Regions from separate parts of the Homo sapiens genome. Here region 1 is linked to region 2. A link is a loop called in an ENCODE intact Hi-C map of the cell type or tissue named here. Cell type or tissue: transverse colon. All regions are shown on one strand. Links, peaks and the distances in the headings refer to the core of each region. The heading gives the core; the rest is flanking DNA.

What was found. A loop is a pair of places that touch in the nucleus more often than their neighbours do. Peaks named below come from ENCODE experiments on the same cell type or tissue, not always from the same donor. Only the 100,000 strongest peaks of a DNase experiment are listed, where the experiment ranks them.
Region 1: it touches region 2 in a loop (6-fold over the local background); 86 of 110 quality-filtered maps call a loop at or near these places.

What each region holds. Positions count from the first base shown.
Region 1 is chr7:4,788,247-4,797,876 of GRCh38, forward strand. AP5Z1 (adaptor related protein complex 5 subunit zeta 1) reads left to right here. Exons shown (of 17, transcript NM_014855.3): 12 at 1-48; 13 at 594-705; 14 at 1,586-1,683; 15 at 2,213-2,345; 16 at 2,427-2,641; 17 at 2,869-6,151. The coding sequence ends at 3,139. MIR4656 (microRNA 4656) reads right to left here and starts at 393; the gene lies at 319-393. RADIL (Rap associating with DIL domain) reads right to left here. Exons shown (of 15, transcript NM_018059.5): 15 at 8,809-9,630. RefSeq lists a silencer at 3,988-4,107 and enhancers at 4,498-4,577, 4,682-5,356. In transverse colon, for the core only: a CTCF peak has its summit at 3,959 (motif pointing right); DNase peaks (open chromatin) are centred at 3,725, 4,045 and 4,695; H3K4me3 peaks cover 1,091 bases; H3K27ac peaks cover 1,257 bases.
Region 2 is chr7:5,078,317-5,093,947 of GRCh38, forward strand. No RefSeq gene overlaps it. Among named protein-coding and RNA genes, the nearest start is that of RBAKDN, 14 kb to the left of the region's middle. In transverse colon, for the core only: a CTCF peak has its summit at 7,307 (motif pointing left); DNase peaks (open chromatin) are centred at 7,346 and 10,305; H3K27me3 peaks cover 4,137 bases.

The sequences.
Region 1 (9,630 bases), core at 1-8,000, 290 kb before region 2:
TCTTTTCCAATACCTGCTGCGCCCCAAGGCCAGTGGCGCCACTGAGAGGTACGGGGCCCTAGGGCCAGGGGGCCACCAGTGGCTCAGAGAGCCCGGCCACAGCCACTGGGGTGGGGCTCACTGCTCAGCCCTAGGCTGAGGCCAGGGTGCTTTGTGTCCCACACAAGGCTGCGTCCCCGTCATCACCATTATAGAGGCCCTGCTTCTGCACCACGGGTCTGCCGGGGGCGGGGCCTGGTCTCAGCTCTCTCTGCTGCCCACATCAACCCTCATAAGCTTGGAGGTTGGCCCTGTGGGTGCTCCATTTTGCAGATGGACAAACCGAGCCTGAGCCCAGGAAGCAGGAGGCCTGGGACCGGCCACAGGCCTCCTGCCCTCAGCCCACGCCAGCCTTTGTCCCGATGGCTTTACTGTCCCGGGTGTGCTGACGCCAGGGGTCTCCCCAAACCCAGGGGAGCAGGAGGTCCCGAGAGGCGATGAGTGAGGATGGGAGCGGGCTCAGCTGTGCGAGAGGGAGCAGTGGCGACGTGGCCCCGGCCTGCAGTCACCAGGTCGGGGAGCGGGCAGCACTCACGGCCACACTGTGTCCTCAGGTTGGCGCCACTCCACCAGCTGCTGCAGCCCATGGCCGGCTGTGCCCGCGTGGCCCAGTGTGCCCAGGCCGTGCCCACGCTGCTGCAGGCATTCTTCTCAGCAGTGACCCAGGTGAGCTCGCTGCCTGGGGCCCCCCATTCCCACAGGCCTCACAACTGAGGGGCAGGCCAGAGCCAGCACTGGGGGGCCCTCTTGAGCTCTGCAGAAGGCTGCTCCCGCCACACCCACCATCCACGGTCCCTGTGAGGGTCAGGGAGGCACATGCCACAGCCCCGGCAGGCCCCGTCCCTTGTCCCATCCCCTTTATTCCAGCAGGCCCCGTTCCCCAGTCCCCGTCCCATCCCCTTCATCCCGGCAGGCCACGTCCCCCAATCCCCGTCCCATCCCCTTCATCCCGGCAGGTCCTGTCTCCCATCCCAGCAGGCTCCATCCAACTGCCCCAGCAGGCCCTGTCTTCCGTCCCCAGGACAGGGCAAGTGAGTGGCCTGGGCTCTGGCCACACAGCTGGGGCCGGAGCAGTTTGTCCCCCTGCTGCCCCTGATAATTCAGCATCCCCATCTGAGGCCAAAATAAAGGCTCCCACAGGCTGGTGCCCCCCATCTCCCCCATTGCTGCTTCCCACCTCGGGGAGCTCTACAAGCCAGTGCAGGAGAGCCTGGGAGGTGGGGAGGCCGGCAGGGGGCTGGGCGTTGCTTGGGCGCACCCTTGGCCAAACAAGACGTGTGCCTGGCCTTGCAGAGCGGGAGTTGGCAGAGGAGCCGTGGAACAGAAGCGACACCTCTGCCGGGGGCACTTGGGCCAGCCCAGGGCTTCCCTCCCTGTGCCCGGATGCTGCCAGCTGAGTCTCTGTGTCCCTGGGTGTTGGGGAAGGCAGTGGACGAGGAGTCTCCAGCCCCTCACCTGCCCCCCAGCCCTCACCATGGCTTCACCCCCAACCTTAGGGCCTGCAGTGGGGGTGGGGCTGAGCCTGTTTCCCACTCCTGACCCCCAGGTGGCTGACGGGTCCCTGATCAACCAGCTGGCGCTGCTGCTCCTGGGCAGGAGCGACTCGCTCTACCCGGCCCCAGGGTACGCTGCCGGTGTGCACAGGTAGGTCCCTCCTGCGCTCCTGCCACAGCCCTGGGCGGGTGCCTCCTGGACTCCTCCCCCTCTCCCCTCCCCCCTCCCCTTCAGTGGCTTCGGCACCACCCCTAGCTGGGCCCTCAGCAGCCTCAGACCCTGCCACCCCCACCCACAGCCCCACACCCAGCCCCAGGCACTTCTCTCTGCTTCTCAAGAACATTCCCGTCCTTCTTTCTGCCGAGCCTGTCCTCTTCAGGGTTAGCTCAGGTCCCTCTTCCCCGTCTTGTCCCCTGGGGTCCTTCTCTCCAAAGGCCTGATGCATGCAGGCCCATCCTGGTTCCACTCTGAGCCTGGGCCTGAGGCCAGCGCTGGTGCCAGCCTTCTCCCCAGTGAGAACAGTTTCTCTGAGGCTGGCAGTCTTCTGTGTTCCTCTATCGGAGGGTGCAGCATACACCTACCACTCAGACGCTTCCCGGGTTTCTCCAGGCCCTTGGCCTGGATGGGGATGGGGTCATAGGTCTGCACAGAGCAGGCGTAGACCCGGCTTTCTGGGCAGTGTGCTGAGTTCTCAGTTCCTGGCCCTGTGTACGCTGAAACCCTCCCTGGTGGTGGAGCTGGCAAGAGACCTGCTGGAGTTCCTGGGCAGCGTGAATGGTCTCTGCAGCAGGGCGAGCCTCGTCACCAGCGTGGTAAGGCGGGCGCTGGCCTCCCACAGCCGCTCCTGACCCAGGAGGCCTGGGTGGGGGCTGAATCTCTGTCCCCGGGCCTAGGTGTGGGCCATCGGCGAGTACCTGTCGGTGACCTACGATCGGAGGTGCACCGTGGAGCAGATCAACAAGTTCTTCGAAGCCCTGGAGGCTCTGCTATTCGAGGTCACCCAGTGCCGCCCCTCTGCTGCCCTGCCCAGGTGTCCCCCCCAGGTGGTCACCGTGCTGATGACCACGCTGACGAAGCTGGCCTCCCGGAGCCAAGATCTGATCCCCAGGTGCCTGGTCAGGGAGGGAGCGAAGCCTTCTGGCTCCTGGGGAAGAGAGGTGGCTTCTGAGGTCTTCCCATCCAGGTGTTGTGAAATGGTCGCAGCAGCGCAGGTCCTGGGTGGGCCCTGCTGAGCTAAAGCCACTCTGCTGGGCGCTTCAGGCCTGGCCCCTCCACACAGACCCCTGTCCTGGGAGGGGAGCATCTGCAGCTGACGGAGGGACCTTCTTTCCCCAGGGCCTCTTTATTGCTGTCAAAGATGAGGACCCTGGCTCACAGTCCAGCCACCAGCTCCACGCACAGCGAGGAGGGCGCGGAAGCCATCCGTACCCGGGCCACAGAGCTGCTGACCCTGCTGAAGATGCCTAGCGTGGCCCAGTTTGTGCTCACACCCAGCACGGAGGTGTGCAGCCCCCGCTATCACCGCGATGCCAACACGGCCCTGCCCCTGGCCCTGCGCACGGTCAGCCGGCTGGTGGAGAGGGAGGCCGGCCTCATGCCAGGGTGAAGGGACAGTGGCCAGGGACTTCGGTGCAGATTAAGAGCCTGGGCAGCCAGCTTGCTACTGAGGCCAGGCTGATAGGAGCTCAGGAGGGCGCGGGAGTCCTGGGAGAGGAGGCAAGGCCCACGGTGGGCTTGGCACCCTCACAGACACGCGGGGCTGGCCCCCCTGCTCACCCTCTGGGCTTTGTCTCCGAGCCTTTTGCTCCCAGGCAACACTGAGCTGAGCTGAGGGGTGCCATGGAGCGGCTCTGATTGGAGGCTTGAGGCCCTGTGGCTGGGTCGGGTGGAGGCTGCTGGGTCTGTTTCCTAGTCTTTTGTTTTTGGACAGTTGATGGGCAAGAAGAGCTGCAGTAAAAGTAAATCTCCTTTAATAAGCGTCTGTATGAAGAGTGCGCGATCAGTTCCGTTACCTGCCCTGCACCCTGGGGAGAGGACCAGGGATGGGAACCCCTGGCAGCTGCTGCCAGTCCTGGAGGCTCAGCCCGGCGTGCCACTGCTGCTACAGAAACCAGGTCATTTGTGCACAGCCCGGAAGGCAGCGGCGCGAGTTCCCGGGTGTGGTCACCGCTCTGGGTGGTGCGCTTGTCAATGCCCCTTTTGATGCCCTTGAATAGCCTGAAGATGAAGGGGACCGGGGGAGGGTTGCAAGCGCCATGGCCTATGCAGGCTGCGGCCTCTGGCCATTCGGAGGGAAGGCCCCAGGGAGCCACCTGAGTGGAGCTCAGAACACTGGATTCGCGCGAAGGGGAGGTGTCTGGGCGTGCGGCCCCAGCCCCGCCACCTTCCTGGGCCCTGTGGTCCCACCCTCCGGACTACCAAGGCACAGCTGTGTCGCACGTTCCGCCCGGTGCCTGGGACGGGCTCAGCCGCCAGGGGGCGCCGCCGCCCCGAGAGCCTCACGCCCCGCCCCCAGGCTCAAACTCTTCCCCCTCCCCACTCTGGCTCCGCCCCCGGTCTCCTCTTTTGCTCTGGCCCCGCCCACCTCCCCTCCGGCCTCGGCCCCGCCCCCAATCCCCCATAGCTCTGCGACTAAGAAACCACAGGCTGAAGGCGACTGCAGGGTCCTGCCCCTTGCCCAGCCTCAGGACTATGGAGGGGGCGAGTGACGCGCAAGGAACGGAGCAGGGGACACCGTGCGGGCTCAGGAGCTCCCCAGATGCCCGAGCCGAACCGCGGGGTCCTCACCGCCAGGTTCCAGCCCAGGAAGCGCTCGCCTGCCCCACAGCCTGGGCCTTGGGTCGCGTTCCGAGCTCCAGGACGGCTGGTGTCCCCCGCGGCCTGCGATGACAGCCCAGGGCCGCTGAGCCGGGGCCGCAGGAAAGGCTGGCGCTGGCAGGCGCTTCCGTCGGCAGCACTGTGTTTGTGTTTCCACGTGGAAACAGCAGCGCACGTGTACAACTGTGCATACCAAGGCGTGCGTGCCAGTGCGCGGGTCTCGGGATCACTTCCCAGTGCGGTGCACGACCCCGCCTGCAGCAGTGGGTGTGGGGGCGCTGCTGGGCTCATCCCGAAGCTCAGAGAGCGTGGGGCTGCCCCTAGGCTCGGAATGAGTCTCCCACTGAGTCCGCAGCTCCCCTCCTGCCCTGGGGCGGGGCTTCCCTGACCTGAAGGCGTCGGGGGTGTCCTGGCTCCCAGCTCCCAGGCACTCGTGGGGCCACCGCCCAGGCCAGCTGGTGCTAAGTCCGCAGCCTGTGCAGCAGCGCCCGGCTTAGGACTGGGAGTGTGACTTGAAGGGCCGTCCCGCTCATCCAAGGGACAAGGAGGAGCTCATGGCCACAGGGCCTCGGAGGGCATGACCCCAGCCCAGGGAGGAGCAACCTTCAGGTGGCCTCCAGGAGGCAGCTGGGAAAAGGGCAAAGCTCACCAGCTCTCAACTTTTTTTTTAAATAAACTGAAATTTTAGAATAGTTTTTCAGATTTACAGAAAAGATGATAAACCTTAGAAACATTATATGCTAAGTGAAAGTGAGAAGTGACAGCCTGCTGGCAGTCCTCACAGCCCTCGCTCGCTCTTGGCGCCTCCTCTGCCTGGGCTCCCACTTTGGCAGCACTTGAGGAGCCCTTCAGCCCGCCACTGCACTGTGGGAGCCCCTTTCAGGGCTGGCCAAGGCCGGAGCCGGCTCCCTCAGCTTGCGGGGAGGTGTGGAGGGAGAGGCGCGGTGGGAACCAGGGCTGCACGCGGTGCTTGCGGGCCAGCGCGAGTTCCGGGTGGGCGTGGGCTCTGTGGGCCCCGCACTCGGAGCCGCCGGCTAGCCCCGCCAGCCTGGGCAGTGAGGGGCTTAGCACCTGGACCAGCAGCTGCTGTGCTCGATTTCTCACTGGGCCTTAGCTGCCTTCCTGCGGGGCAGGGCTGGGGACCTGCAGCCCGCCATGCCTGAGCCTCCCCCCTCCCCTCCGTGGGTTCCTGCGCAGTCCGAGCCTCCCCAACGAGTGTTGCCACCTGCTCAGGGCACCCAGTCCCATCGACCACCCAAGGGCTGAGGAGTGCCTTTGGAGCAGGGCACGGGACTGGCAGGCAGCTCTACCTGCAGCCCCTGTGCAGGATCCACTGGGTGAAAGCCAGCTGGGCTCCTGAGTCTGGTGGGGACTTGGAGAACCTTTATGTCTAGCTAAGGGATTGTAAATAAACCAATTGGCACTCTGTATCTAGCTCAAGGTTTGTAAACACACCAATCAGCACCTTGTGTCTAGCTCAGGGTTTGTGAATGCACCAATAGACACTCTGTATCTAGCTACTCTGGTGGGGACTTGGAAAACCTTTTTGTCAACACTCTGTATCTAGTTAATCTGGTGGGGACATGGAGAACCTTTGTGTCTAGCTCAGGGATTGTAAACGCACCAATCAGCACCCTGTCAAAACAGACCACTCGGCTCTACCAGTCAGCAGGATGTGGGTGGGGCCAGATGAGAATAAAAGCAGGCTGCCCGAGCCAGCAGTGACAACCCACTCGGGTCCCCTTCCACACCGGGATGCTTTGTTTGTTCGCTCTTTGCAATAAATCTTGCTGCTGCTCACTCTTTGGGTCCACACTGCCTTTATGAGCTATAACACTCATCGCAAAGATCTGCAGCTTCACTCCTAAAGCCAGCAAGACCACGAACCCACTGGGAGGAACGAACAACTCCAGACGCGCCGCCTTAAGAGCTGTAACACTCACCGCGAAGGTCTGCAGCTTCACTCCTGAGCCAGCGAGACCACGAACCCACCAAAAGGAAGAAACTCCGAACACATCCGAACATCATAAAGAACAAACTGCGGACACGCAGCCTTTAAGAACTGTAACACTCACCGCGAGGGTCCGCGACTTCATTCTTGAGGTCAGTGAGACCAAGAACCCACCAATTCCGGACACAAAAGAATCCAGACCCAAGGCCACATACTGCATGACTCAGGTCAGAGGCGTGGGAGCCACAGCAACCGCGTCTTAAATAGGGGCTGGGTAAAAACGAGGCTGAGACCTGCGGGGCTGCATTCCCAGGAGGACAGGCATTCTTAGTCACGGGATGAGACAGGAGGTCAGCACAAGGTACAGGTTCAAGATGCGGGTCCCAAAGACACTCCTGATAAAATAGGATGCTGTAGAGAAGCTGGCCAAAACCAAGACAGCAACGACAGTGATCTCTAGTCATCCTTGCTGCTCGTTAGTTGCTAATTATAATTCATTAGCATTCTAAAAGACACTCCCACCAGCGCAGTGACAGTTTCCAAATGCCACGGTAACGTCAGGAAGTTACCTATGTAGTCTAAAAAGGGGAAGGACCCTCAGTTCCAGGAAATCTTCATCCCTTTCCTAGAAAACTCATGAATAATCCGCCCCTTGTTTAGCATGTAATCAAGAAATAACTCTAAATATACTCACTAGCGCTCATGCTGCTGCTCTGCCTTTGGAGTGGCCATTTTTTTTTTTTTTTTTGAGACAGAGTCTTGCCCTGTTGCCCAGGCTGGAGTGCAATGATGCAATCTCGGCTCACTGCAACCTCCACCTCCTGGTTTCAAGCAATTCTCCGGCCTCAGCCTCCTGAGTAGCTGGGATTACAGGTGTGTGCCACCACCCCCAGCTAATTTTATTATTTATTTATTTTTTTTTTTTTTGAGACAGAGTCTTGCTCTGTTACCCAGGCTGGATGGAATACAATGGCACAATCTCAGCTCACTGCAACCTCCGCCTCCCAGGTTCAAGTGATTCTCCTGACTCAGCCTCCTGAGTAGCTGGGATTACAGGCGCTTGCTACCATTCCCAGCTAATTTTTCTATTTTTAGTAGAGACGGGGTTTCACCATGTTGGCCAGGATGGTCTCAAACTCCTGACCTCAGGTGGTCAGGCCTTGGCCTCCCACAGTGCTGGGATTACAGGCGTGAGCCAACGCGTCTGTCCCACCCAGTTAATTTTTGTATTTTTAGTAGAGATGGGGTTTCACCATGTTGGTCAGGCTGGTCTCGAACTCCTGAGCTCAGGTGATCCACCCACCTCAGTCTCCCAATATGCTTGAATTATAGGCATGAGCCGCTGCGCCTGTTTCTTTTCTTTCTTTTTTTTTTTTTTGAGGCAGAGTCTTGCTCTATTGCCCAGGCTGGAGTGCAATGGCGCGATCTCGGCTCACTGCAAGCTCCGCCTCCCAGGTTCACACCATTCTGCCTCAGCCTCCCAAGTAGCTGGGACTACAGGTGCCCACCACCACGCCCGGCTAATTTTTTGCATTTTTAGTAGAGACGGGGTTTCACCGTGTTAGCCAGGATGGTCTCGATCTCCTGACCTCGTGATCTGCCCGCCTCGGCCTCCCAAAGTGCTGGGATTACAGGCGTGAGCCACCGTGCCCGGCCTGTTTCTTTACTTTCTTAATAAACTTGCTTTCACTTTATGGACTTGCCCTGAATTTTCCCTTGCTCGAGGTTCAAGAACCTTCTCTTGGGGTCTGGATCAGGACCCCTTTCTGATAACACTTACATGAAATATCCACAAGAGGTGTAGACAGAGGCAGAAAGTGGGTTTGTGGTTGCCAGGGCCTAGGGGCAGAAGGGAATGGGGAGAGCCTGCTTAGTGGCCGTGTTTTCCCCGTTGGAGGTGACCAAACTAGACAGTGGTGATGGTTGCATAACACTGTGAACGTGCTGCTTGCCATTGAATTATACACTTTAAATAGCTAACTCTATGTGAATTCCACTTTAACTTAAAAAGTGGTGACAACTGAATATGTACAAAGCGTAACTGCTATATTAATAGTAACAAGTCAACGTCGGTTTTCAGGTTTTGCAGTGGGAGAAGCTGGTGGAGGTACACGGGACTCTGCTATTTTTGCAGCTTCCTTTGGATCTATAATTATGTCAAAATAAAATGCTTTTAAAACACAAAAACAGGCCGGGCACGGTGGCTCACGCCTGTCATCCCAGCACTCTGGGAGGCCGAGGCAGGCAGATCACCTGAGGTCAGGAGTTTTGAGACCAGCCTGGCCAACATGGTGAAACCTGGTCTCTACTAAAAATACAAAAATCAGCTGCGTGTGCTGACAGGTGCCTGTAATCCCAGTCAGGAGACTGAGGCAGGAGAATCACTTGAACCTGGGAGGCGGAGGTTGCAGTGAGCCGTATTGCACCATTGCACTTCAGCCTGAGTGACCAGAGTGAAACTCCATCAACAAAACAACCAAAAAACAAAACACCCATAAGAAGTGTTACCTTTCACAGTGTTGTAGATTGTCTGGGGCCTGGCTGGGAAGTCGTTCTGCTCCACGTGGTGTCCCCGGGATCACTGGTGGGACTGCATTCGCCTGGAAGCTCAGCAAGACCAGAACAGCCAGTGGCAGCCCTCACCAGTCCCGCACCTCAGCTAGGTGCTTCAGCGGCCAGAGGCTAGCTGGGCCTCCCCGACTCCACGGGGCCTCCCTTCCTTGGGGTGATGCCAAGAGCTTCTTTCCATGGATGCTGAGTTCCAGGAGCATGAAAATAGAAACCAAAGGCCCTTCAGTCTGGCTTGGAAGGTCCCAGAATATCACTTATGCTGCATCCTGTTGTTCGGAGCAAGTCAGAAGGCCGGAGAATATTGCAGGGAAGAAGAGATAAGCCCCCTTCTCTTTGTGGGAGGAACTGTTGGTGGCCACCTTTGGAAATGCCTTGCCACTGTCTTTCCTCTGGCCACAGTCCACACCCCTCCCACATAAAAAATATACTCAACCCCCTTCCACCGTTAAGGCATCAAATCAGAGTCCAGGATCCTGGGATCTGCACCAGGTCCAGAAATGCAGACCGTCCAGAGCTGTGAGACATTCTCGGCAGTGCTAACACACACGTTGTGGGACTCCTAGGAAAAGAAACAGAACAAGGCCAGGCATGGTAATCCCACGCCTGTAATCCCAGCACTTTGGGAGGGCAAGGCGGGCAGATCACTTGATGTCAGTTTGAAATCAGCCTGGCCAACGTGGTGAAACCCTGTCTCTACTAAAAGTACTAAATTAGCCAAGCGTGGTGGCAGGCGCCTGTAATCCCAGCTACTCAGGAGA
Region 2 (15,631 bases), core at 3,759-11,758:
TGGTGGCAGACGCGTCATCCCAGCTACTCGGGAGGCTGAGGCAGGAGAATTACTTGAACCCAGGAGATGGAGGTTGCAGTGAGCCAAGATCACGCCACAGCACTCCATCCTGGCTGACAGAGCAAGATTGTCTCAAAAAAAATAAATAAATAAAAATAAATTGACTACTCACAGGAGTACTTTGATCTCTGTTGGGAGGTAAAGAACCACTATTTCTTTACAATTCTTTTCAATAGAGTCAGGGTTTTGTCACGTTGCCCAGGCTGGCCTGGAACTCCTGGGTTCAAGCGATTCACCTGCCTCGGCTTCCCAAAATGTTGGGATTACAGGCACACCCAGTCTACAACCTTTTCTTTCTTTTCTTTTCTTTCCTTCCTTTCTTTCTTTCCTTTCTCTCTTTCCTTTCTTCCTTTCTTTCCTTTCTTTCTTTCTTTTTTTCCTTTCCTCATTTCCTTTCTTTCCTTTTTCTTTGTTTTCTTTCTTTCTTTCCTTTCTTCCTTTCAACAGGGTCTCACTCTGTCACCCAGGCTGGAGTGCAGTGGCATAATCTCAGCTTACTGCAACCTCCGTCTCCCAGGTTCAAGTGACTCTCCTGACTTAGCCTCCCGAGTAGCTGGGATTACAGGTGTGAGCCACCACGCCCAGCTAATTTTTCTATTTTTAGTAGAGACAGAGTCTCACCATGTTGGCCAGGCTGGTCTTGAACTCCTGACTTCAAGTGATTTGCCTGCCTTGGCCTTCCAAAGTGCTGGGATTACAGGTGTGAGCCACAGTGCCCAGACTAAAACCACTCTTGCTTAAAGCTTTGTGGCTAAAGTGATGACACCTTCTCCGCCTGCTGTGTCCTGGGCATAGCCGGGGGCATAGCTGGGCATTTCTACACTGCCACAGGCTCATTTTCTGGTAGGTCTTCACTTGAGCCAAGCCAGAGGAGCGGGCCTGGGGTGACATTGGCCTTCAGCAGGCTCAGTGGCCGAGCAAGGGAGATGTGGGAGGATCTAGAAAAGGGGTTAGGCTGGGCGTGGTGGCTCACGCCTGTAATCCCAGCACTTTGGGAGGCCAAGGCAGGTGGATCATTTGAGGTCAAGAGTTCGAGACCAGCCTGGCCAACATGGTGAAACCCGTCTGTACCAAAAATACAAAAATTAGCTGGGCATAGTGATGGGTGCCTGTAATCCCAGCTACTAGGAGGCTGAGACAGAAGAATTGCTTGAACTTGGGAGGCAGAGGTTGCAGTGAGCCGAGATCACACCACTGCACTCCAGCCTGGGTGATAGAGCGAGACTCAGTGTCAAAATAGAAAAGAAAAGGGTAAGTATGGTAGTCACACCTGTAATCCCAGAACTTTGGGAGGCTGAGGTGGGATGATTGCTTAAGTCCAGGCATTTTGAGACCAGCCTGGGCAACATAGCAAGACCCCATCTTTATAAAAAATAATACTAAGCTGGGTGTGGTGGCCGGGGCCTGTAGTCCCAGCTACTCAGGAGACTGAGGTGGGAGGATAGCTCAAGCCCAGGAGTTGGAGGCTGCAGTGAGCTATGATTATGCCATTGTACTCCAGCCTGGGCAACGAAGCAAGACCCCATCTCTACATAAAAATTTAAGAATTAGCTAGGCATGGTGACCTGTGCCTATAATCCCAGCTACTCAGGAGGCTGAGGCAGGAGGATTGCTTGAGCCCAGGAGTTTGAGACTAGAGTGAGCTATGATCATGCTACTGCACTCCAGCCTGGGTAACAGAGCAAGACTCTATCTCTTTAAAAAAAAAAAAAATGTGGGCCGGGCGCGGTGGCTCACGCCTGTAATCCCAGCACTTTGGGAGGCCAAGGCAGGTGGATCACGAGGTCGAGACGATCCTGGCTGACACATTGAAACCCTGTCTCTACTAAAAATACAAAAAATTAGCCGGGCATGGTGGCGGGCTCCTGTAGTCCCAGCTACTCGGGAGGCTAAGGCCGGAGAATGGTGTGAACCAGGGAGGCGGAGCTTGCAGTGAGACGAGATAGCGCCACTGCACTGCAGCCTGGGTGACAGAGCAAGACTCCGTCTCAAAAAAAAGAAAAAAAATGTGGAGGGCTGAGGTGGAGGGCTCAGAGAGGACAGAACTGTGCAGATGGCAGGGCTGGGAGTGATGGGTAGGCAGGGCTGGGATAATCAGCTGAGCTCAGGTGGGGTGGGTATGGCTGGTGGTGGAGCAGCCCGCACTGGGCCTGGGTGAATGTGCATAGTGTAGACATCAGCAGCAAGGGGGGGACCCTGAATGGTGCAAGGAGAGGCTGCAGGAGATGTGACAGCTGCCCTGTCCCTTGGCTTCAAGCAACAGTGTGGCTTAGGTGGCACTTTGGTTGCCTCTGTGACCCCAGGCTGATAAAACCACCCAATCACATGGCAGCTACTTCTACCAGAAGGTGAATGCCCATCAGGCACTGGGACCCTCCTCTGCATCCCCGGCGTTTGCCTAAACCCCAGACGAGCAGGGCCAGCTGCTGTTCCAGCATCTGTGCTAGAGCTTGGCTCACACTGTTCCACTGCCTGGAATGCCAGCCTCTGTCCTCTCCTCCGGCCCATTAGAAAGGGGGAAACTGAGACATCATGGCAGAGCCTATAAGATGTTATCAACATTCTATGTCAATTTATTTTTTATTTTTTAATTTGCTTTTTTTTTTTTTTTTTTTGAGATAGAGTCTAGCTCTGTCGCCCAGGCTGGAGTGCAGTGGCATGATCTCAGCTCACTGAAACCTCTACCTCCCGGGTTCAACCGATCCTCCCACCTCAGCCTCCCGAGTAGCTGGGACTACAGGCATGTGCCACCATGCCTGGCTAATTTTTGTATTTTTAGTAGAGAGGGGATTTCACCTTGTTGGCCAGGCTGGTCTCGAACTCCTGACCTCAAGTGGTCTACCCACCTCAGCCTCCCAAAGTGCTGGGATTTCAGGCGTGAGTCACCATGCCTGGCCATGCCAATGAATTTAAATATTTGGATAAAACCAACAACTTTCTAGAAAATTACTGAAACTGACATAAGAAATCGAATCTGTAACTTAAAATCCCCCCACCACGGCCCAGCGCGGTGGCACATGACTGTAATTCCAGCAGTTTGGGAGGGCAAGGTGGGAAGAACTCGTGAGGCCAGGAGTTCAAGACCACCCTGAGCAACATAGCAAGACCCCCCGCCTCTGTCGCTACAAAAAATTTCCAAATTAGCCGGGCATGTTGGTGTATGCCTGTAGCCCCAGTTGCTTGGGAAGTGAGGAGGAAGAATTGTTTGAACACAGGAGGTCGGGGCTGCAGAGAGCTGTGATTGCATCTCTGCACTCTAGCCTGGGTGACAGAGTGAGACTCTCTTTTTTTTTTTTTTTTTTTAAGACTTTAGAAAATGGCCTTTTGAGGACCTGGCTCTTGCCTTGAATGAATGAGGGGACCTCTTCACCCTTCAGACCCCCAGAATGGCAGGTTCCCTCTCCCCATGGGTATTTCTGCTGGGACTCTCTCTGGGTTCACCTGAAAGGTACAGAGCTCTTCAGCTCCCTTCCACTCTTCAGAAAAGACATCCCTCGCCACAGCCTGAGTCCACTGGAGCACACAGTTGATGACTTTTAGGCTGTTGATATTTCTCTGGTAACGTGTTTTTTTATTATTATTATTATTATTATTATTATTATTATTATTATTTTGAGATGGAGTCTCGCTGTGTTTCCTAGGCTGGAGTGCAGTGGCACAATCATAGCTCACTGCAGCCTCCACCTCCTGGGCTGAAGTGATCCTTCTGCCTCAACCTCCCACGTAGCTAGGACTACAGGCACATGCCACCATGCTGGCTAGTTTATTTTTTGTACAGACAAGGTCTTACTCTATTGCTCAGGCTGGTCTCAAACTCCTGGGCTCAAGCGATCCTCCCACCTTGGCCTCCCAAAGTGCTGGGATTATAGGAATGAGCCACCATGCTGGGCCTCTTTGCTTAAAAAAAAAAAGTCACTATTTGCTGTACCCCAGTTTCCATTTACCATGTGTCTGGGGTGCATCCTGCCCAGTCATCTGAGAAGGAAGTGCCAGGGATTCAATTATTTCCAAAAACTGGGTTTCCAGGTTTTGCCATTGAGAAATAAATTGGGATTTGGGTCAGGTGCAGTGGCTCATGCCTGTAATCCCAGAACTTTGGGAGGCCGAGGCAGGTAGATCACTTGAGGCCAGGAGTTCAAGACCAGCCTGGCCAACATGGCAAAACCCCGTCTCTACTTAAAATACGTTTTTAAAAAAGAAGAAAAAGAAAAAAGAAAATTAGCCGGGCATGGTGGTGGGTGCCTGTAATCCCATCTACTCGAGACACTGAGGCAGGAGAATGGCTTGAGGTGGAGGTTGCAGTGAGCCGAGATTGCACAACTGCACTCCAGCCAGCCTGGGCGAAAGAAACCGGGATTTAGAAATGCCTCAGGTATTGGGCTCCTGTCTCCTCTTGCGGGGGTGGGGGAGAGTGGTATTTTCACGCCTTCCAGGAAGCAGGGGGGTGTCTCCAGTCCCATAACCTTCTTCTCACCTGGATTTGCCATGCTGGTGAGTGCTGCAAAAGTGCTGAGTGAGCCAAGCACACCTTGTCCCCTCCCTAGCTGGTCTCTCTGGGACAGCCTGGTCCACAGTTCCTTCTGCTTTTCCAAACAGAAGACCTTTGTGGTTTTCTAACTTCACCTGTGACTGGCAGGTGCAAAGTGCTGGGAAACCCACGCGGTCAGTCTCCCCCGGCCTCCGCCCCGGTCCCTCTACTTCCTCCAATTCAGTGTCGTTCATAATAAAACGGATTTTGATTGCTATGCATCTGACACTGGTGTTTATGGCTTGGGGGATTACAAAGTTAGGAAAGGAAGAGGGGCTGGTATCAACCCCCAAACTAGCATGCTTACGTGGATTGCAAGGAGTCTGGCATGGTGATGTGTGCCTGCAATCTCGCAATGCGTCCGTTATGTGCGCTTGCCTTCGTCCAGCGTGGTTATCTGCACTCGCAATGCGTCTGGCATGGGTACCTGCGCTTGCGATGGGTCCGGCGTGATTATGTGCGCTTGGCTGCATCTGGCGTGGTTATTTGCGCTTGCAATGCGTCCGGCAGGGTTATGAGCGCTTGCAATGGCTCCGCACGATTATCTGTGCTCGCAATGAATACGGCAAGGTTATGTGTGCTTGCCTGCATCCGGCATGGTTATCTGCGCTTGCAATGTGTCCGGCACGGTTATGTGTGATTACAGTGCCTCTGGCATGGTTATCAGCGCTTGCAATGCATCTGTTATGTGCGCTTGCAATGTGTCTGGCATGGTTATGTGTGCTTGCAATGCTTCCGTTATGCGTGCTTGTACTTGCTGGGGATATGGACCAGCTGCATCGCCTTTGTTTCTCTCCATCCCACTGCCTCATGATAACCACCATGCCAAAGCAGCAACTGTCCCCCACAATCTGAAGGACGTGACATCGAAGCTTCCCTTGAAACCTACTGAGGAGCTTGTAAGAAACTGATTTGGCACAAACAATCCCCACTGCAACTCACTCAATCCACAATGAGGACTTTTTTTTTGAGACAGAGTCTCGCTCTGTCGCCCAGACTGGGCTTGAACTCCTGGGCTGAAGTGATCCTCCTGCCTCAGCCTCCTGAGTAGTGGGGAGTACAGGCACGCACTCCACACCAAGCTAATTTCTTAATTTTATTTTGTAGAGACGGGGTCTTGCTATATTGCTCAGGCTGGTCTAGATCTCCCAGGCTCAAGTGATCCTCCTGCCTTGGCTGGGATTACAGGCATGAGTCACTGCATCCAGCCCCCATCCCCCTTTTTTGGCTTAACCCCACCAAGATAAAGGGAACATGAATACAGTTAAAGGTAGAAAAGAGACGTCCACACAGTGTTAGGAGAAACATTACTAATGGCAACCCCTGGTAGAGCAAAGCTGAAGCCCAGGCTGGGTGCAGTGGCTCACGCCTATAATCCCAGCACTTTGGGAGGTTGAGGCAGGTGGATCACGAGGTCAGGAGTTCAAGACCAGCCTGGCCAAGATGGTGAAACCCCATCTCTACTAAAAATACACAAATTAGCTGGGTGTGGTGGCAGGGGCCTGTAATCCTAGCTACTTAGGAGGCTGAGGCAGGAGAATCGCTTAAACTCAGGAGGTGTAGGTTGCAGTGCGCAGAGATCGCACAACTGCACTCCAGCCTGGGCAACAGAGCAAACCTGTCTCAAAAAAAAACCCTGAAGCCTAAGTTCTTCAGAGGCAAACACTCCTCGGGAGGGGAGTCAAAGAGGAAAAGGCTCTGGGATTGGCGGAAGCATATGCGCCAGAGGGTGGAGATGTGCAGTGGGCTGCGAACAGGAGGCCTGTTCAAAGTCAGAGTGAAGGCTGGGCACAGTGGCTCATGCCTGTAACCCCAGCACTTTGGGAAGCCAAAGCAGGAGACTCTCTTGAGGCCAGGAGTTCGAGACCAGCCTGGGCAACATAGTGAGACCCGCATCTCTACAAAAAATAAAAATAGAAAAATTAGCCAGATGTGGTGGTGCACACCTGTAGTTCCAGCTACTTGGGAGGCGGGGGTGGGAGGATTGCTTGAGCCCAGGAGCTGGAAGCTGCAGTGAGCTGTGATTGCACTACTGCACTCCAGCCTGGGAAACAGAGCCAGACCCTATGTCCCTTTTTTTTTTTTTTTTTTTTTTTTTTTGAGACAGAGTCTTGCTCTGTTACCAGGCTGGAATGCAATGGCATGACCTCAGCTCACTGCAACCTCCGCCTCCCGGGTTCAAGCAATTCTCCTGCCTCAGCATCCTGAGTAGCTGGGACTACAGGCGCCCGCCACCATGCCCGGCTAATTTTTGTATTTTTAGTAGAGATGGAGTTTCACCATGTTGGCCAAGATGGTCTCCATCTCCTGACTTCGTGATCTGACTGCCTGGGGCTCCCAAAGTGCTAGGATGACAGGGGTGAGCTAACCCGACGTCTTTAAAAAAAAAAAAAAAAGTGTAAATGAAGAGTGGTAAGACATGAGACCCCCTCTACACTGGGCTGGGTGGTCGCTCGCCCCAGTCTGCAGAGGGAAAGAAAAGGTCTGAACTTGGAGGTGTGAAAATGGAACCTCTCTAGAAAGCTGCACCCTGGCCAGCGACACCACAGCTGTGTCTCCTGGAGCTGGGAGCATCCCCACTCACACCTCAGGGAGGGAGTGGAGTATTCCCAGGTGCAGATATGGCCCGGTGCAGATACGAACCCAACCAAGTTAAAGCCCTCTTGAGGGTCCTGCCGCTGTCCCCATGACAAGTGCGAGGCAGCCCTGCCCCCTGGTGGCAGCACTCAGAACTGCATCAGCAGGTGGGCTGCCCTAGGACCGGGGGACATCGCAGGCAACATAAATGCCCTTGTGGGTTACAATCTAATAAGGAAGATGTTCAATCATCTTATTAAAATAATCGGCCGGGCGCGGTGGCTCACGCCTGTAATCCCAGCACTTTGGGCGGCCCAGGCGGGCAGATCACGAGGTCAGGAGATCGAGACCATCCTGGCTAACACGGTGAAACCCTGTCTCTACTAAAAATACAAAAATTAGCCGGGCGTGTGGCGGGCACCTGTAGTCCCAGCTACTCCGGAGGTTGAGGCAGGAGAATCGCTTGAACCCGGGAGGCAGAGCTTGCAGTGAGCCGAGATTGCGCCACTGCACTGCAGCCTGGGCGACAGAGTGAGACTCCGTCTCAAAAAAAGAAAAAAAAATTTAGCCTGGCGTGCTGGCCTATAATCCCAGCAACTTGGGAGGCAGAGGAAGGAGAATTGCTTGAACCCGGGAGGCGGAGGTTGCAGTGAGCCGAGATTGCACCACTGCACTCCAGCCTGGGCAACAGAGGCAGACTCTGTCTCAAAAAGAAAAAAAAAATTACTGCTGTGAAGGGAACAAGGGGCTGAAGTAATTACAGGGGGGCCAGGGACAAGGTGGCATTTATGAGAGGTTGGGGATGAGATTTTGAAGATGGTCTCTGGGTTCCAGGCCGAGCTCACTCTGGTGCTCCTCTGGGCGGTGGAGCGGGGCTCTTCGCTGGGCTGCTTATTCCAGGCTCTGAGCTCTGGGCGGTGGGCTCAGGCTCTCCCAGGGATGTCGGTGTCTGTGCGGTTGCCACTGCCCAGTGGCCTGGGTTCTGCTTCTCCTCTGGACTCAGGTTCTCTCTGGGGCTGACAAGATCCAGGTGGGCAGAGAATGAGGTGAAGGCTTGAAGACCAAATCATGGGAGATGCCGGGAATGGGTGGTGCTGTCCACTCTGACCGCAATTTCCCATCAATATCCAGACCTGTGCCTGCAACATCAAGACCTGTGCCTGTTCCTAAAGAGTGCGGGTACCTGAAGCCCCCCACAAGGGCTCCCCCTCTACAAGACCTGCCCCCAGGATCTTAGGGCCTGGGAAAAGCAGGAGCTAAGATGAGGGTTTTGGGGGAGAGGAGGGGACCCCTTCATTGACTCCATGGACCAGCCTCAAAACAGAGATGGAGGCAGAGATGTTCAGAGATAGTACCAGTGTCAAGGAAACTCCTGTGTCGCCCCTAGGTCAGGCTGCCCTGGAGAGAAGTCCAGAGCCCCTGGAGGGGATAGACTGAGCTAGAGAGATAAGGGGGTGGCTGGTGCTCCCCTACTTCATCAGATAGGACTGTGAAGCCTGGGAGCAGGCTGGGAGTCCGAGGATATGGGAGAACATTCACAGCTGAGAAGTAAAGGAGAGGGTGGGCGCGGCAGCTCATGCCTGTAATCCCAGCACTTTGGGAGGCCGAGGTGGGCAGATGACTTGAGCTCAGAGGTTCAAGGCCAGCCTGGGCAACATGGCGAAACCCCGTCTCTACCAAAAATTACAAAAACTAGCTGGGCATGGTGGTACGTGCCTGTAGTCCTAGCTATTTGGGAGGCTGAGGTGGGAGGATCGCTTGAGCCCAGGAAGCAGAGGTTGCAGTGAGCTGAGATCACACTACTGCATTCCAGCCTGGGTGACCGAGCGAGACCCTGTCTTAAAAAGAAGAAGTAAAAGACTGATTCATCCCCTCCTGGACACATAGCCCCTCTAGAGCTGTCTTTGACAGTCTCGGCTGCCATAACAAAGTCCCATAGACTGGCTGCCTTATCAACAATAGATATCTATTTCTCACAACTCTGGAGACTGAAGATCTGAGATCAGGGTACATGGTCAGCTTCTGGTGAGGGTCCTCTTCTGGGTTCCAGATCACAGACTTCTAGTTGTGTCTTCATGTGGTGGAAAAAGAGGGAGCTCTCTGGGGTCCCATTGATTGATCGATTGATTGATGGAGATGGAGTTTCACTCTTGTCACCCAGGCTGGAGTGCAGTGGCATGATCTCGGCTCACTGCAGCCTCCACCTCCCCGGTTCAAGCCATTCTCCTGCCTCAGCCTCCCAAGTAGCTGGGATTACAGGCATCTGCCACCATGCCCAGCTAATTTTTTGTATTTTTAGTAGAGACGGGGTTTCACCATGTTGGGCAGGCTGGTCTTGAACTTCTGACCTCATGATCCTCCAGCCTCAGCCTCCTTAAGTGCAGGCATTACAGGTGTGAGCCACCGCACCCGGCCATCCCTTTTATTAATATAAGGGCACTATGCCATTCGTGAGGGTAACACCCAATCACCTCCCAAAGGCCCATGTCTCATAATACCATTACCTTAGAGGGTAGGTTTCAACATATAAATGTTGGGGGGAACATGTTCAGTCTACTGCAAGAGCAATGGGGTAAGTTTCAGTATTGGGGTGTGCATGAAATGGGGGACAATATTGCAGGCAAAGACACTGGCTGAGAGCAACCCCTCCAGCTCGTACCCCAAATACCCCATTAAGATCTCATTTATTTGTCCACAGAATGGGAACAGAAATAGCACTTTGGCCAGGCGCGGTGGCTCACGCCTGTAATCCCAGCACTTTGGGAGGCCTAGGTGAGTGGATCACGAGGTCAGGAGTTTGAGACAGGCCTGGCCAATATGGTAAAACCCCGTCTCTACTAATACTACAAAAATTAGCCGGGCATGGTGGCTTATGCCTGTAATCCCAGCTACTCAGGAGGCTGAGGCAGGAGAATCACTTGAACCCAGGAAGCGGAGGTTGCAGTGAGCCGAGATTGCGCCATTGCACTACAGCCTGGGCAACAAGAGTGAAACTCTGTCTCCGAAAAAAAAAAAAAAAAAAAAAAAAAAGGAAGGAAGAAATAGCACCGCCCATGGGAATGGGATTCCCGCCCTCTTGGGCTGCTGTGTTTGGCTCCAGAGTGTAGAGCCTGGGCTTGTGAAGACAGGGGGAGCCTTCCAGGCCTCTAATTTCCTGAAGCCATTTGTGGGGACTCCTGAACACACCTGGAGGAAGTCCCGCCTCTCTCCAGAAGAACAGGGCAAAACACTGCCCTCTGACGACAAATTGTAGTTGCTTTTCCCAGGAGCACTGAGCTTTAATTTTTTTTTTTTTTTTTTTTTTTTTCCTGAGACAGAGTCTTGCTTCGTCACCAGGTTGGAGTGCAGTGGCGCAAACTCGGCTCACTGCAACCTCCGCCTCCCGGGTTCAAGCGATTCTTCTGCCTCAGCCTCCTGAGTAGCTGAGATTATAGGCACCCACCACCACGCCCAGCTAATTTTTGTATTTTTAGTGGAGACAAGGTTTCACCATGGTGGCTGGGATGGTTTCGAGCTCCTGAACTTGTGATCCACCTGCCTTGGCCTCCCAAAGTGCTGAGATTACAGGCGTGAGCTACCACGCCGGCCTGAATCTTAATTTTTGTTCCGCAAACGCCCTCCTTCTGCCCTCAGGCCTGGGAGGAAAATGCTCCTTCTCTAACTCCGTGGAGTCTCTGCCCCAAGGGGATCCATCAAACAGGAAATTCAGGATTCCAATTTGTAGGGACAAGTACCAAATTTCCTTCCAGAAAGCTTGACAAATTACCTTCCACCAACTGCATGCAAGAAAACCTCTCACCTCTACCAGGCTGGTTAGAAACTTACAAATTTTTTGCCAATATTTTTGCAAAAACACAGTATTGCATTTACAGTTTTTTCATTTGCTGAATCAAAGGTAAGCTGGGAGGCAGGATCACTTCCAGAACAGCAGAATAAACACCTCTGATAATCGGCCAGGCGCAGTGGCTCACGCCTGTAATCCCAGCACTTTGGGAGGCTGAGGCAGGCAGATCATGAGGTCAGGAGTTTGAGACCAGTCTGGCCAATGCGGTGAAACCCCATCTCTACTAAAAATACAAAAATTAGCCAGGCTTGGTGGTGCACGCCTGTAGTCCCAGCTCCTTGGGAGGCTGAGGCAGGAGAATTGCTTGAACCTGGGAGGCGGAGGCTGAAGTGAGCTAAGATCGCACCACTGCACTGCAGCCTGGGCAACAGAGGGAGACTCCATCTCCAAACAAAAAAAAACTCCAAAATAACTGAAAATCTCCTCCTCCATAAAAGTCACACAAATCCTGGCAAAAATGGTCAAAACCAACTTCTCCATAACTTTAGAAATTAACCAAAGGCTTATAACAATTCGGGGAATTTAAGAAAAATACCTGAATATCTCTAAGATTGTCAATCGAGAAAAATGATGAGACAAGCGTCAATTATTTTAGGAGGTTTATTCACCAAAGTTAACGATGCACACCTGGGAGACAGGTCTATGTCTTTCTCCAAAAGTAATTTTGAGACCCCACCATTAAAGGGGAAAGGGCGAGATATTGAGAAGTACACAATTTTCATGTAAGAAGGAGGTAGGAAAAATAGTCATTCATGCCTGTTGTCTGGTTCAGTGAATCTGTTTCTCCCCGCCCCCAAAGAGGGTCTCATTCTGTTGCCCAGGCTGGAGTGCAGTGGCACAATCTCAGCTCACTGCAACGTCCGCCTCCCGGGTTCAAGCGATTCTCCTGCCTCAGCCTCACAAATAGCTGTCATTACAGGTGCCCACCACCACGCCTGGCTAATATATGTATTTTTAGTAGAGACGGGGTTTAACCATGTTGCCTGGGGTTGGTCTCGAACTCCTGACCTCAGGTGATCCACCCGCCTCAGCCTCCCAAAGTGCTGGGATTACAGGCATGAGCCACCGTGCCTGGCCTGTACTTTTTTTTTTTTTTTTTTTTTACATAAGATAACATAGACAAAATGGGGCAGGGGAGCAATCAGATATGCATTTGTGTCTGGTGGGCAGGGGGTTGACTGCACCTGTAAAAGGTAAGCTATCAGTTTACATTGCCCTGGTGAAATTTTCACAGAAACACCTTAAAGATCTTGCAGCTCACTAGGAATTTCCTTGTGAGCAAAATGTGAGGGAGGCTTGTAGCTTTTCATCTTGTAGCCATCTTATTTAGAAACCCAAAAATGGGGAGGCAGGTTTGCACAACCCAGTTCCCAGCTTGACTTTTCCCTTTGGCTTAACGAGTTTGAGGTCCCAAGATTTTTTTTTTTTTTTTTTTCGAGATGGAGTCTCGCTCTGTCCCCCAGGCTGGAGTGCAGTGGCACGATCTTGGCTCATTGCAACCTCTGCCTCCTAGGTTCAAGCAGTTCTCCTGCCTCAGCCTCCTGAGTATCTGGGATTACAGGTGCCCACCACCACACCTAGCTAATTTTTGTATTTTTAGCAGAGATGGGGTTTCACCATGTTGGCCAGGCTGGTCACGAACTCCTGACCTCAGGTTATCTGCCCGTCTCAGCCTCCCAAAGTGATGGGATTACAGGCGTGAACCACCATGCCCAGCCTGGGGTCCCAAGATTTAATTTCTTTTCACGAGACCAGTGAGCTTTGTAGCATGTGGACTTCCCATTTCCTTCTTCCCAACTCTGATAGCTTTAAAATCCAATAGGTTTGGCCAGGTGCACACTTGTAATCCCAGCACTTTGGGAGGCTAAGGTGGGTAAATTGCTTGAGCCCAGGAGTTTAAGACCAGCCTGGGCAAGATGGCGAGACCCCATATCTACAAAAAATACAAAAATTAGCTAGGCGTGGTGGCACAAGCCTGTAGTCTCAGGTACTTGGGAGGCTGAAGTGGAAGGATCGCCTGAACCCGGGAAGTCGAGGCTGCAGTGAGCCATGATCATGCCACTGTACTCCAATCTGAGCAATAGGGGTGAGACCCTTCCATCTCAAAAAAAAAGAAAAAAACCCAACAGCCTTTACCCACAGTAGCTGTAAAAACCAGTACTTTAGGCCGGGCGTGGTGGCTCACACCTGTAATCCCAGCACTTTGGGAGGCCAAGGTGGGCGGATCACGAGGTCAGGAGATTGAGACCATCCTGGCTAACACGGTGAAACCCCATCTCTACTAAAAATACAAAAAATTTGCTGGGCATAGTCCCAGCTACTTGGGAGGCTGTAGTCCCAGCTACTCGGGAGGCTGAGGCAGGAGAATGGCGTGAACCCGGGAGGCAGAGCTTGCAGTGAGCAGAGATCGTGCCACTGCACTCCAGCCTGGGCGACAATGCGAGACTGTCTCAAAAAAAAAAAAAAAAAAATTAACCATTTTGAGAGAAAATGGGTTTGAAACTCGCCAAAAAGCCCTATCTTCAGAGAATTGTCAGTACTTCACCTATAAGGCAACTGTCTAGAAAAGCCCCACTCAGATGACTTTTTAAATTTTTTCCTTTGAGGTAAAGTCTTGCTCTGTTACCAGGCTGGAGTGCAGTGGAGTGATCTTGGCTCACTGCAAGCTCCGCCTCCTGGGTTCAAGTGATTCTTTTGCCTCAGCCTCTCCAGTAGCTGGGACTACAGGCACGTGCCACCATGCCCAGCTAATTTTTTTTTTTTTTTGAGACGGAGTCTCGCTCTGTTGCCCAGGCTGGAGTGCAGTGGTGCGATCTTGGCTCACTGCAGGCTCCGCCCCCCGGGGTTCACGCCATTCTCCTGCCTCAGTCTCCCAAGCAGCTGGGACTACAGGCACCCGCCACCTCGCCCAGGCTAATTTGTTTTTTGCATTTTTAGTACAGACGGGGTTTCACCATGTTAGCCAGGATGGTCTCGATCTCCTGACCTCGTGATCCACCCGCCTCGGCCTCCCAAAGTGCTGGAATTACAGGTGTGAGCCACCGCGCCTGGCCTACCCAGCTAATTTTTGTATTTTTAGTGGAAACAGGGTTTCACCATGTTGGCCAGGATGGTCTCGATCTCTTGACCTCGTGATCCACCCTCCTTGGCCTCCCAAAGTGCTGTGATTATAGGTGTGAGCCACCGCGCCCGGCCTCAGAGGACTTTTATCCACTTTCAGTAACAACTCCCCTAGAAGGTTAATACCCTATTCCCAGGACATTTTTCAAAAACAATCAGTAGCAATTGAATAACATTGCAGCTCCCTGGGGTGGCAGTACCAGCTAAGACACACAAGAGGCTGGCCAGAAAGCATAAAATGATAATTTCGAGCATGAGAGGTCTATACAGGGTTTTGAAAAGGTCTAACATGTTCCAGTGATCTAGAAGGACATACAATATATAAGGCCATGCAGATGCCTGTGAAATACCACAGACACCTCCAATGTCTCACATCTGTTGTCCTTAGATTCTGAACTGGCAGGAAGTGAAAGCTAAGCGCAGGCTTGTCGACTGCTGGGGTGTTGAAGATGGACCCCAACACACAGGGGACCCTTGGCAAAAACTGGAAGACTTATTCGCTTAAAGCATTTAAGGAAATCTGTACAGTCGCTAGCTGAACACTAAACTGAGCAGAGACGAGAACCAAGAGCAAGAAAATCTGAAAACGGGGAAGGAAATCTGATTACCAGAGTTACCATAATACAGTATTTAAAATCTCCAGTTTTTGTTTGTTTGTTTTTTGTTTGTTTTTCTGAGACACAGTCTTGCTCTGTCACCCAGGCTAGAGTGCAGTGGCACGTTCTCAGCTCACTGCAACCTCTGTCTCCCTGGTTTAAGCATTTCTCCTGCCTCAGCCACCGGTGTAGCTGGGATTATAGGCACTCGCCACCGTCCCTGGCTAATTTTTGTATTTTTAGTAGAGACGGGGGTTTCACCATCTTGGCCTGGCTGGCCTCGAACTCCTGACCTTGTGATCCACCCTCCTCGGTCTCCCAAAGTGCTGGGATTACAGGCGTGAGCCACCACACCTGGCCCTAAAATCTCCATTTTTATGCAGAAAAAGCGATACATGCAAAGAAACAGAAATGTGTGGCTCATATACAAAATATATAAAAAGTAGTCAATACAAACTGGCCCTGAGGAGTTCCAGGGTTGGGCTTATTAGACGAAGACTTGAAGCTGTTATAAATATGTTCAAATAACTAAAGGAAATGTTGTCTAAAGAGTGAAAGCAGAAGAACAATGTTCCACCAAATAGAGAATATCAATAGATACCAAAATCAGGTATCTCTATTAGAGGCTGGGTGCAGTTGCTCACACCTATAATCCCAACACTTTGGGAGGCTGAGGTGGGAGGATTGCTTAAGCTCAGGACTTTGGGACAAGCCTGAGCAACATATACCCCCATCTCTACAAAAGTTTTAAAAATTAGTTGGGCATGGTGGCACATTCCTGTAGTCCCAACTACTCAGGAAGCACTTGAGCCCAGAGACTGAAGCTACAGTGAGCTATGATCATGTCACTGCACTGTAGACTGGGTGACAGAGTGAGACCCTGTCTCAAAAAATCAAAAACAGAAA